Linked DNA regions of Homo sapiens: region 2 is linked to region 1. The links are chromatin contacts, found by Hi-C or POLR2A ChIA-PET in ENCODE. All regions are on one chromosome and are shown on one strand. Each heading gives the region's core, a stretch centred on a gene start or an enhancer-like site at or near the end of the contact. The rest is flanking DNA. Distances are from core to core; before and after follow the strand shown. Region 1 has its middle 15 kb from the start of TNFSF14. Region 2 has its middle 21 kb from the start of TNFSF9.

The links. Hi-C counts contacts between places; a loop is a spot of excess contacts on that map. ChIA-PET counts read pairs that join two places held with the same protein, here RNA polymerase II (POLR2A). Pooled maps may share reads with other maps.
Region 2: a loop to region 1 is called in a pooled map, with 2.1 times the contacts of the local background. The contact joins two enhancer-like sites. A Hi-C loop is called at or near these places in 2 of 50 pooled maps. POLR2A ChIA-PET finds 5 or more read pairs at or near these places in 5 of 52 experiments (GM12878, Panc1, WTC11 and 1 more).

The regions. Positions count from the first base shown.
Region 1 is chr19:6,651,598-6,657,849 of GRCh38, reverse strand. No RefSeq gene overlaps it. Among named protein-coding and RNA genes, the nearest start is that of TNFSF14, 15 kb to the left of the region's middle. Within about 2 kb of position 3,394, at least 3 of the 41 ENCODE cell types and tissues checked have a DNase peak (open chromatin) inside an H3K27ac peak, as active enhancers do.
Region 2 is chr19:6,548,490-6,554,741 of GRCh38, reverse strand. It overlaps the pseudogene TGFBR1P1. Among named protein-coding and RNA genes, the nearest start is that of TNFSF9, 21 kb to the right of the region's middle. RefSeq lists an enhancer at 2,776-2,845. Within about 2 kb of position 2,638, at least 4 of the 41 ENCODE cell types and tissues checked have a DNase peak (open chromatin) inside an H3K27ac peak, as active enhancers do.

The DNA of each region.
Region 1 (6,252 bases), core at 2,145-4,644:
TAGGAGACATGTCCGGGAATACTTCTTCTCTAATTAGCACTGGATATAACTTCTCTACTTCTCCCTTACAGGCTACCTGTAATCAGTCTCTACTTACTCCCTTAAGTGCCTCAGTCTCCTGCCAGGCACCTAACAATACCTGGTTAGCCTGCACTTTAGGTCTCACTCGCTGCATCAATGGGACTGAACCAGGACCCCTCCTGTGCGTGTTGGTTCATGTGCTCCCCCAGGTCTACACGTACAGTGGGCCAGAAGGACAGCTTCTCATCGCTCCCCCTGAATTACATTCCAGGTTTCACCGAGCTGCCCCACTCCTTGTGCCCCTTCTGGCCGGCCTTAGCATAGCTGGATCAGCAGCCATTGGCACGGCTGCCCTGGTTCAAGGAGAGACCGGACTAATGTCCCTGTCTCAACAAGTAGATGCTGGCCGGGCGCGGTGGCTCATGCCCGTAATCCCAGCACCTTGGGAGGCCAAGGCAGGTGGATCACGAGGTCAGGAGATCAAGACCATCCTGGCTAACACGGTGAAACCCCGTTTCTACTAAAAATACAAAAAACGAGCCGGGCGTGGTGGCGGGCGCCTGTAGTCCCAGCTACTTGGGAGGCTGAGGCAGGAGAATGGCGTGAACCCGGGAGGCGGGGCTTGCAGTGAGCTGAGATTGCACCACTGCACTCCAGCCTGGGTGACAGAGCGAGACTCTGTCTCAAAAAAAAAAAAAACAAGTAGATGCTAATTTAAGCAATCTCCAATCAGCCATAAATATACTGCATACCCAGGTAGAGTCTCTAGCTGAAGTAGTTCTTCAAAACCGCCGAGGCTTAGATCTGCTATTTCTCTCCCAAGGAGGGCTACACACAGCTCTAGGAGAGAGTCGTTGTTTCTATGCCAATCAGTCTGGAGTCATAAAAGATACTCTCCAAAAAGTTCGAGAAAATCTAGATAGATGCCAGCAAAAACGAGAAAATAACACCCCCTGGTACCAAAACATGCTTAATTGGAATCCATGGCTGACGACTCTCATTACTGGATTGGCAGGACCCATTCTCCTCCTCTTGTTAGTCTTCAGGCCTTGTGTATTAAATGGGTTCTTAACTTTATAAAGCAGCGCATAGCTTCTGTCAAACTTATGTATCTTAGGACCCAATATAACCCCCTTGTTATAACCGAGGAATCAATGATTCGATTCCCCAAAACACGAGTGGGGAATGTCATACCCTACCTTGTTTTTAACCTGATTGACCCTCCCTTAGCTGAGAAAGCCAGACAGACTCCATTTTGGCTCCTTCATTTGCAGTCCCTCACCCACCCCCCTTCCTCAAGGACTTAAGCTGACTCCCAGCACATCCAAGAATGCGATTACTGATAAGATACTGTGACAAGCTATATCCACAATTCCCAGGAATTCGTCCGGTTGATAGCACCCAAAGCCCCCGCGTCTATCACCTTGTGATAGATTTAAAGCCCCTGCACCTGGAACTGTTTGTTTTCCTTTTACCATTTATCTTTTTAATTTTCTTGCCTGTTTTGCTTCCATAAAATTGCTTCAGCTCTGCTCCCTCCTCCCCTTCTAAACCAAGGTATAAAAAGAAACCTAGCCCCTTCTTCGGGGCTGAGAGAATTTTGAGCGCTAGCCATCTCTCAGTCGCCGGCTAATAAAGGACTCCTTAATTAGTCTAAGAGTGTGGCGTTTCTCTATAACTTGCCCGGTTACAACGCAGCACTTTGGAATTCCAGCCGAGGCAGGTGGATCACCTGAGGTCAGGAGCTCGAGACCAGCCTGGTCAACATGGTGAAACCTCATTTCTACTAAAATACAAAATTAGCTGGGCATGGTGGCACGTGCCTGTAATCCCAGCTACTTGGGAGGCTAAGGCAAGAGAATCGCTTGAATCCAGGAGGTGGAGGTTGCGGTGAGCTGAGATCACGCCATTGCACTCTAGCCTGGGCAACAGAGCATAACTCTGTCTCAAAAAAAGATAAAAATAAAAATAATAAATAAATAAAAGGAATGATGATGATGCCAAGCAACCACAGATTGTCCACATGGGTGGCTGAGACAGTGACCTTTGCTTTCAAATGGTTCAGTGTACACCAACTTTGTGTCATGCACAAAATTATTAATACTATTTTATGAAATTATCTTCAGTCTATGTGTACAAGGTATATATGAAACATAAATGAATTTCTTTCTTTCTTTTTTTTTTTTTTTTTGAGGCTGAGTCTCCCTCTGTCTCCCAGGCTGGAGTGCAATGTTGTGATCTCAGCTCACTGCAACCTGCAACCTCTGCCTCCCGGGTTCAAGTGATTTTCCTGCCTCAGCCTCCCAGTAGCTGGGATTACAGGCGCCCACCACAACCAGCTAATTTTTTTTTTCTTTTTGTATTTTTAGTAGAGACGGGGTTTCACCATGTTGGCCAGGCTGGTCTCGAACTCTCAACCTCAGGTGATCCACCCCCCTCAGCCTCCCAGACTGCTGGGATTACAGGCTTGAGCCACCGTGCCCGGCCTATTCAAGGCCTAGGCGTCTTGTGTGAGTTATACATTTATATGCATCTTTTGGCTTCGGGCAGGAGCTGTTACTGTCTGCACATCTTAGACGCAGAACTGTGGACCGAGAGAGGCAAGGATGCCCTTTACCTCTGCCAAGGGTACGCAGTGGATTCAGGGCAGTTTCCTGCCTTCCCTGCCCTTGCTGGGCTGGTGGGAGGTAGGAGAGCCCCCAGCGCCTGGCCCCAACCCCCGCTGGAGTTTCCTTCACTCTCATCACAGTCTTTCTGTTTCTGTGGCTTTGATGAGGAAACCAAGGTGTGGAGAGCATGTATTGATAAAAGTCACCAGCAGCTACCAACTTCCGCGTGGGGATGGAACCTCTTGCTAAGTTTAGCCTCCAAAAATCATTCTGGGAGGCGTCTCTCAACCTGGAGGAGCTGGAGAGAGAGGAAGAAGGAGACGTGGGTGAGGAGGAGGATGGAAAGAGATGGGGAAGGGCAGATGAAGAAAGAGGGGGAAAGGAGGAGGAGGTGGCAGGAGGAGGAGGAGGAGGATGGAGAGGGAAAAAAGGGGAGAGCCAGAGGAGGAGTGGAGAGGGGAAGGAGATGAAGGGGAAAGAGAGGAGAGAAAGGAAAGACAGGGAGGGGAGGAAAAGATGGGAGGAGAACAAGGAAAAACCCCACAAAGACAGAAGCTGGTGCAACAAGAGACTGTACACCCGTACTTGACCTTCAATAAAGTATAGGGACAGAGACCTCCTATACCAGGCTGCTAACCTACTTTTCACTTCTGAGAAGTTTATCTACCTCATTTCCTCTTTTCGCCTCCTGCGCTCCAGCTTCTTTTCAGATTGCCTCCTTACCGCACCCACCAACCCACCACCACCATCAGCTCTTCCTCAGGACCTGAAGTCCACCGTCCTCACCCTACCCCCACCCCCTGGGCAGGAAATCCTCCCCCCTCTTCATCTCTTGCCAAGACCAAGAGGTGGTAGAAGTAAAGAAGCAATGATGAGAAAACAAATTATTATTATTATTATTTTGAGACTCAGTCTCACTCTGTCGTCCAGACTGGAGTGCAGTGGCGCGATCCTGCCTCACTGCAACCTCCGCCTCCCAGATTCAAGCAATTCCCCTGCCTCAGCCTCCTGAGTAGCTGGGATTACAGGCACACGCTACCATATCTGGTTAATTTTTTTTTTTTTTTTTTTTTTTGTAGTTTTAGTAGAGATGGGGTTTCAACATGTTGACCAGGCTGGTCTTGAACTCCTGACCTCAGGTGATCCACCTGCCTCGGTCTCCCAAAGTGTTGGGATTACAGGCCACCATGCCTGGCCAAGAAAACAAATGATTAATCTCATAGTAGGACGCTATGTTCCTCCTGGGGAATGCCACAGCATTTGAACACTTGAGACGCATCGTTGCAGAGAAGCAGGATGGTTCTTATCCTGGAGCCTGATGACCAGAATGTGAGACAGGGGCAAGAGTCAATTGATCAAGGTTTCTGAAGCCAGCTTTAGCACACATCTGGGAAAATCACCAGCCACAGTTGCCTCTGTGGCTGTTTTTCCAAAGAAGTTTCAGGAGGTTTCATATTTACACATTTTTCTTTTCTTTTCTTTTCTTTTCTTTTTTTTTTTGAGACGGAGTCTCGCTCTGTTGCCCAGGCTGGAGTGCACTGGCGGGATCTCGGCTCACTGCAAGCTCTGCCTCCCAGGTTCACGCCATTCTCCTGCCTCAGCCTTCCGAGTAGCTGGGACTACAGGCGCCCGCCACCACACCCGGCTAATTTTTTTTGTATTTTTAGTAGAGACGGGGTTTCACCGTGTTAACCAGGATGGTCTCGATCTCCTGATCTCCTGATCCACCCGCCTCGGCCTCCCAAAGTGCTGGGATTACAGGCTTGAGCCACTGCGCCCGGCCTTTTTTTTTTTTTTTTTTTTTTTGTTGAGACGGAGCTTTGCTCTTTCACCCAGGTTGGAGTGAAGTGGCATGATCTCGGCTCACTGCAACCTCCACCCCCTGGGTTCAAGCAATTCTCCTGCCTCAGCCTCCCAAGTAGCTGGGATTATAGGAGCCCGCCACCATGCCCGGCTAATTCTTGTATTTTTAGTAGAGACGAGGTTTTGCCATGTTGGCCAGGCTGGTCTCGAACTCCTGACTGACCTCAGGTGATCCACCTGCCTCGGCCTCCCAAAGTGCTGGGATTACAGGCATCAGCCACCGTGCCCGGCCTACACATTTCCTTAAAGAGGGGAATGGCACTGAGGAAGAAAGGCAGGTAGGCAGTAAGGCAAACCCTTACATTCTTATGAGACTTTAGTTAGTGCCCAGTAAATCTACATTTTACATAAGCTAAGGTGAATGTTTGAAGAGGAAGGGAGCAATGACTAATCTTGTCTTGTCTTTGTCTTTCACCTGGGAAGATAAGCTTGTAATTGACGTTGTCACTGTGAAATGGAACAGACTTTAGCTTTAGATTGCAGACCTAAAGTTAACATTTTCATGTTCTTGTTTATAGGAAGCCAGCAAAGAATTTCCTGAGGAAAGATCTGTGGGGATTAGCCCTTCATAGATGCCTGAGGCCTTTTACTTTTGGGGGTGGGGGGATATAGCTGATACATAAAACCAGTGACAGCTATTCATTGGATGAGGATGTGACAATGACTCAGCCTCCAAGCTTAGCCTTCCCTTTTGCACAAAGAGGTTGAGGGTTCTGATATTTTCTATGTTCCTTTACAAGCCAGACCCCCTGAGGTCAAATCCCCACTCTGTCACTTCCCAGATGGGTGACCTTAGTATTCATCCTTGGCATCTCTGGGCCTCAGTTTCCTCATCTTTAAAAGACGATGAAAAGTGGCCTCTACCTTACCCTGCTTATTGTGAGATTACATGGCTTGAACCCTTAGGTACTTTTACAGAGCTTGGCCCACAGTGAGCTCTTGAATCCTTCGTAGCTATTCTTTTTGTAAGCATGCTGTAATCATGTGCACATTTAAATTTCTGATTCTTTTCAGTTATTACATCAAAAGTGGCCTTACATTCACAGGCCACATCTAGTGTGTTTTTTAAATGGGAATTGGTAACCATTATATAAATATTCAAAAATTTTGCACGTGGGTGGCTCACGCCTGTAATCCCAGCACTTTGGCAGGCTGAAGTGGGTGGATCCCCTGAGGTCAGGAATTCGAGACCAGCCTAACCAATATGGTGAAACCCTATGGGTGTTTCACCCACAAGCCAGGCATATGGATATGTGCCTGTAGTCCCAGCTACTCGGGAGGCTGAGACAGGAAGATTGCTTGAATCCAGGAGGTGGAAGTTGCAGTGAGCCAAGATTGCACCACTGCACTCCAGACAGGGAGACAGAGCAAGACTCCATCTCAAAAAAAAAAAAAAGAAAAAAGAAAATTTTCACATAGACATGGACAAATCCAGATTTCTGGGTTTTCTTGGGGAGGTAGAAGCTGTGACAACAGCCCAGGTTGGATAGTGGCTGTCTCCTTTGGATAGGGCATGGGCTCAGCAGCTCACCACAGTCCCCACCACTCCCAGTTGTCTCTCACACTGAGGCTGAATGCCAGTCGCCTTTCATCATCATACTTGTGCTGTTGTTTTTAAGTAATAGTAATATTAATTATACTTCACATTTCTGGAGTACTCACTATGCACCATGATAAGTGTTACTCATTCACTTTAACTTATTTAATTCTCACAATAACCTTGCAGGGAGGTACTATTTTGACTCCTATTTTATGGATG
Region 2 (6,252 bases), core at 1,389-3,888, 100 kb after region 1:
TGAGGCCAGGAGTTCGAGACCAACCTGGCCAACATGGTGAAACCCCATCTCTACTAAAAATACAAAAGTTAGCCAGGCATGATGGCGGACACCTGTAGACCCAGCTACTCGGGAGACTGAGGCAGGAGAATCACTTGAACCTGGGAGGCAGAGGTTGCAGTGAACTGAGATCGTGTCACTGCACTCCAGCCTGGGCAACACAGTGAGACTGCCTCAAAAAAAAATTGTTTAAGATAAAAAACATAAATAAATAAACCGGGTCTGTGACCACAATATGTTGCTGCAATCAGGACCATTGCAATAAAATAAAACACTCAACTACTATGAAGCCGTCGCCTGGCCCAGGTCTCATAGAACTGGCAGCTGTCATTGCCTCCTCTGCATCTCACTCATGTTAATGATCTGTTTCTGCCACAACCGCACTGTCACTCACCATCAAGTGTCAAATAAAGAGGACCCTTCATTAGATTATCCTTTTATTAGGCCAGGCACGGTGGCTCACGCCTGTAATCCCAGCACTTTGGGAGGCCAAGGCGGGCGGATCATGAGGTCAGGAGATCGAGACCATCCTGGCTAACACAGTGAAACCCCGTCTCTACTAAAAATACAAAAAAATTAGCCGGGCGTGGTGGCGGGCGCCTGTAGTCCCAGCTATTCGGGAGGCTGAGGCAGGAGAATGGTGTGAACCCTGGGGGGGCGGAGCCTGCAGTGAGCCGAGATCGCGCCACCGCACTCCAGCCTGGACGACAGAGCAAGACTCCGTCTCAAAAAAAAAAAAAAAAAGATTATCCTTTTATTTCAGAGGGAACTACATTAAAAGATTTAATTTATGATATGACAATATCAGGCTCTGGATCAGGTCTACCATTGCTTGTTCAGAGAACAATTGTGAAAACTATTGTTGTTACAGGAACACTGGCAAAGGTGAATGTGAAGAATTTTGGCGAGGAAAGCGGCGGGGAGAAGTTGTCATTAAGATATTCCCTTCTTGCCTGGGCACGGTGGCTCACGCCTGTAATCCTGACACTTTGGGAGGCTGAGGTGGGTGGATCACTTGAGGTCAGGAGTTCGAGACCAGCGTGGCCAACAGGGTGAAACCCCATCTCTACTAAAAATACAAAAATTAGCTGGGCGTGGTGATGCAAGCCTGTAATCCCAGCTGCTTGGGAGGCTGAGACAGGAGAATTGCTTGAACCCGGGAGATGGAGGTTACAGTGAGCTGGGATGACACCACTGCACTCCAGCCTGGGCAACAGAGGGAGACTCCGTCTCAACAACAACAACAACAAAAAAAGGTATTGTCTTCTAAGAAAAGGAACGCTTTTACACTGTTGGTGGGAATGTAAATTAGCTCCACTATTGTGGAAAACAGTGTGAGGATTCCTCAAAGACCTAAACACAGAACTACCATTCAGTCCAGCAATCCCACTGCTAGGTGTAAACCCAAAGGAATATAAATCATTCTATTATAAAGACACGTGCATGCATATATTCATTGCAGCATATTCTCAATAGCAAAGACGTGGAACCAACCTAAATGGCCATCAATGGTAGAATGGATAAAGAAAATATGGTACATATACACCACGGAATACTATGCACCATAAAAAAGAACGAGATCATGTCATTTGCAGGAACATGGATGGAGCTAGAGGCCATTATCCCTAGAAAACTAACGCAGGATCAGAAAAACAAATACTGCATGTTCTCACTTATAAGTGGGAGCTAAATGATAAGAACACATGGACACATAGAGGAGAACAACACACACTGGGGCCTATCAGACGGTGGAGGGTTGGGGGAGGAAGAGGATCAGGAAAAATAGCTAATGGATACTAGGCTTAGCACCTGGGTGAAATAACCTGTAAAACAAACCCGCATGACACAGGTTTACCCATATAACAAACCTGCACATGTACCCCTGAACTTAAAGTTAGTTTTTGTTTTTTTTGTTTTGTTTTGTTTTGTTTTTTGAGACGGGGTCTTGCTCTGTCACCCAGGCTGGAGTGCAGTGGCGTGATCTTGGCTCACTGCAACCTCCGCATCCCAGGTTCCAGCGATTCTCCTGCCTCAGCCTCCTGGGTAGCTGGAATTACAGGCACACACCACCACGCCCAGCTAATTTTTGTATTCTTAGTAGAGACAAGGGTTTCACCATGTTGGCCAGGCTGGTCTTGAACTCCTGACCTCAGGTGATCCACCCACCTCCGCCTCCCAAAGTGCTGGGATTACAGGCATGAGCCACCGCGCCCGGCCCCAGGTTAAATTTTTTAAAATTTATATTTATGGAATCATGGAGAACTTCTCATCTAGAGAAGAACGTTTGTGACTCTATGAGGCAGAGATTTATCAAATTGGCAGGTTACGTCATGAAAACCTCCTGGGAGAGCCAGGGCCAGCCACACCCGGCCACAGACTAATTTTTCCACCAGGGAAAGTTTGTCCAGCTTATTGTGAAAATTCGTGTGGTATTGATGGCTGTGGTGGGCTGTCTGGCTGCTGCCATCACATGGCTGCTGCAGGGAGGGCCCAGGGAGGAGGCTGACAGCTCCCCGGCCACGCAGCCCACAGCCCTCTGGAGCCCACGCCCTGCTGGAGCAGCGCGGTCGGGCAGAGAGGGGCCCGGATGTGGAGCTGGGGCCGTGCTTTGGGGGCGGGGGCAGGAAGAGGGAGCAGCGCCCTCTTTGGGGACTAGCCAGCCGCGCAGCCACTGCACCCACCCCGCAGAGGGTTCAGGGTTCCTAGGCATCAGGAGGAGGCTCTGTGCAGGGCTTGCCAGCCGTGTTCTTGGGGTCCACCCCGCATCAGAGCGACCACCAAGCCTGCCACTCCCCGTGGCCAGGCTGGGGCCAGGATCAGCTCCCCACAGGCTGCCCCTGAGTGCCGGGGCAACAGGGGCAGTTCGTGGTGATATTGCCCCTGCCCTGGGCGCCAGCCCAGGCCCGGCAAGGATCAGGAATCCCCGCCCCAGCTTGCAAGGGGGAGCACCTGAAGCTGCATCCTGGGCCTCTGCAGCCGCCCAAGTTGTGGCCGCAGATTCAAGCCTCCCTGTGCTCTTGGGGGGCCAGGGAGGCCCCCCTGCCCTTGCAGGCTCCAAAGCACCTGCTCCCACTGCCTGGTTTCTCCCTGCTCTCAGCGCCTGCTCTGATCTTGGAGCAAAGTCAGGGTCCAACCTGGGGCCATGAACGGCAGCAGGAGGCAGACTGATTCCTGGCAGAAGGGAGCAAGTCCTCGCTAAGACCCCACCTTCAGGCCAGGGAGGGCCTGAAGGCTGAGGGCCACCAGACCTGTGGACCAGAGTGGGGACTTGTGATGCCTTTTCCAGGCCCATGCATGGCTGTTAATGGACCAGTCGGCACACACTGCATCCCCTCTGAGGTCCATAAAAGCCCCAGGCTCAGCCAGAGCAGGGCAGAGAAAAAGAGAGACGTCCAGATGACCAGCTGCAGAGAGAAGCCACTCTCTGTGCTAATAGCTGGAGATGACCTGACGACCAGCTGCAGAAAGGAGCTACACTCTCTGCTGAAAGCTGCAGTGAGGATGGGATGACCTGCTGGGCAGAGAGAAGCCACCCTCTCCAAGGCCTCCTCTCTGCTGAGACCTGCAGCCATCAGGAGGACCAGAGAGGAACTACCCTCTCTGGGGTCTCCTCTCTGCTGAGAGCTGAGCACTCAATGGAATGAACTGTCTACAGAGAGGAGCTGCCCACTTTGGTCTTCTCTGAGCTGTTCTAACACTCAATAAAACTCCTCTTCATCCTGTTCACCCTCCACTTCCCTGTGTAACTCATTCTTCCTGGACACAAGACAAGAACTCTGGCAAAGGTGCCAGGGGACACAGATATTTCCGACCAGAAATGTGACACCCTAAAGATTCTGTAACAGTATTACGTAAGCCTTTTTTTTTTTTTTTCTTTTTGAGAGGGAGTCTTGCTCTGTCGCCTGGGCTGGAGTGCAGTGGCACAATCTTGGCTCACTGCAACCTCCACCTCCCAGATTCAAGTGATTCTCCTGCCTCAGCCTCCCGAATAGCTGGGATTACAGGCACACGCGGCCATGCCCAGCTTTTCGTATTTTAGTAGAGATGGGGTTTCACTGTGTTGCCCAGGCTGGTCTCGAACTCCTCAGCTCAGGCAATCCACCCACCTTGGCCTCCCAAAGTGCTGGGATTACAGGTGTGAGCCACTGCACCTGGCCTATGTAAGCCATTTTTATCTGTTCAGAGACAGTGGTTTTTTTTAAGAAATGAATTACATTTAAAATTAGAATATGGTTAATGTTCAATAATAGGCCTTTTTCTAGAAAGGCAAAGAAAGTTAATAATTTGGATAGATAACAGGTGTGCCAGAGCCACATTTGTTATGCAGAGGTAAATGTTCAGTCTGTCCTCTGTCTTGGTGACTGAGGTTACAGTTAGAGTGGTTTTGAGGCCTCACTACACTTTGAGGAAGGCAGCTTTTAATTTAGTGTTTCCATGTGTTTGTATACCATTGGAACTAATTCACACGTGATTTCTGCCCTGAACTCAGTGCACCCTTGATATTTGAGAGAGAGCTAACTAAAGAACATTCTGAGTATTTCTATTTACAGAGGTTTTTGGTCAAATTAAATGCTTTGGGATTTTTTTTTTTTTTTTTTTTTTTTTTTTTTTTTTGAGACAGGGTCTCACTCTGTTGACCAGGCTGGAGTGCAGTGGCACGATCTTGGCTCACTGCAACCTCTGCCTCCTGGATTCAAGCAATTCTCCTGCCTCAGCCTCTGAGTAGCTGGGATTACAGGTGTGCACCACCAACGCCTGGCTAATTTTTATATTTTTTGTAGAGACAGGGTTTCGCCATGGTGCCCAGGCTGGTCTCAAACTCCTGACCTCAGGTAATCCACCCACCTCAGCCTCCCAAAGTGTTGGGATAACAGGCATGAGCCACTGCACCCAGCCTTGCACAATTATTTTGGTTTTATCAGTGTAATCTCTGCCCTTCAAGATATGTACAGAAAATGTCCATATAAATTTTCACTTAAATGGCATGATATTGAGAAGCTGTAAAGAGGAAAAACATATATAAAGCTTCGTTTCCCCACTAGTTTGTTTTTTGGGTTTTTTTGTTTGGTGTTTGGTTTGTTTGTTTGTTTGTTTGTTTTGAGACAGGGTCTCGCTCTGTCACCCAGGCTGGAGTGCAGTGGCTCAATTTCGGCTCACTCCAGCCTCTGCCTCTCAGGTTCAAGCAATTCTTGTGCCTTAGCTTCCCAAGTAGCTGGGACTACAGGTGCACACCATCATGCCCAGCTAAGTTTTGTACTTTTAGAGAAGAAGTTTCACCATATCGGCCAGGCTGGTCTCCAACTCCTGACCTCAGGTGATCGCCCACCTCGGCCTCCAGAAGTGCTGGGATTACAGGTGTGAGCCACCACACTGGGCCCCCCATTAGTTTTCTTCAATTGCATACTGTATTTGTAACAATAGCCCAAATGAATGTAAGTAGGAAATGGAAGAGTAGTGCCTATATGAAATGCTAATACTGCAGTAGAAGAATGCTAGCAGTGCAAATAAATTTTTTCTCAAGGGCCAGTGGCATATTTTTAAAAAGTGTATATATTGGAAAAATAAAAGTTAAAAATAAAATAAAATATATATAATATAAAATATAAATAACATGTTTATTTATAAATGTATATAATATTAAATATTCTTTTTTACACATTTATTCTTTCTTTTTGGAGACAGAATCTGGCTCTGTCACCCAGGCTGGAGTGTGGTGGTGCCATCTTGGCTCGCTGCAATCTCCGCCTCCTGGGTTCAAGCGATTCTCATGCCTCAACCTCCTGAGTAGCTGGGACTACAAGCACGTGCCACCATGCCCAGCTCACTTTTCATATTTTTGATAGAGACAAGATTTCACCATGTTGGCCAGGCTAGTCTCAAACTTCTGGCCTCAAGTGATCCACCACCTTGGCCTCCCAAAGTGCTGGATTACAGGCATGAGCCACCATGCCCCGCCTTTATTATTTAAAATTATTTACTTCGCTTGTATTTCTATTCATCATATTCAACCTCAAATATTAAATAGAAATATAAGACAAAAATAAATTTAGGCTGGGTGCAGTGTCTCGCAACTGTAATTCCAACACTTTGGGAGGCCAAGGTAGGCAGATCGCCTGAGCTCAGGAGTTCTAAACCAGCCTGGGCAACATAGCAAGACCCTGTCTCTACAAAAACATATATATATAAATATATATAAATATAAATATATATTTA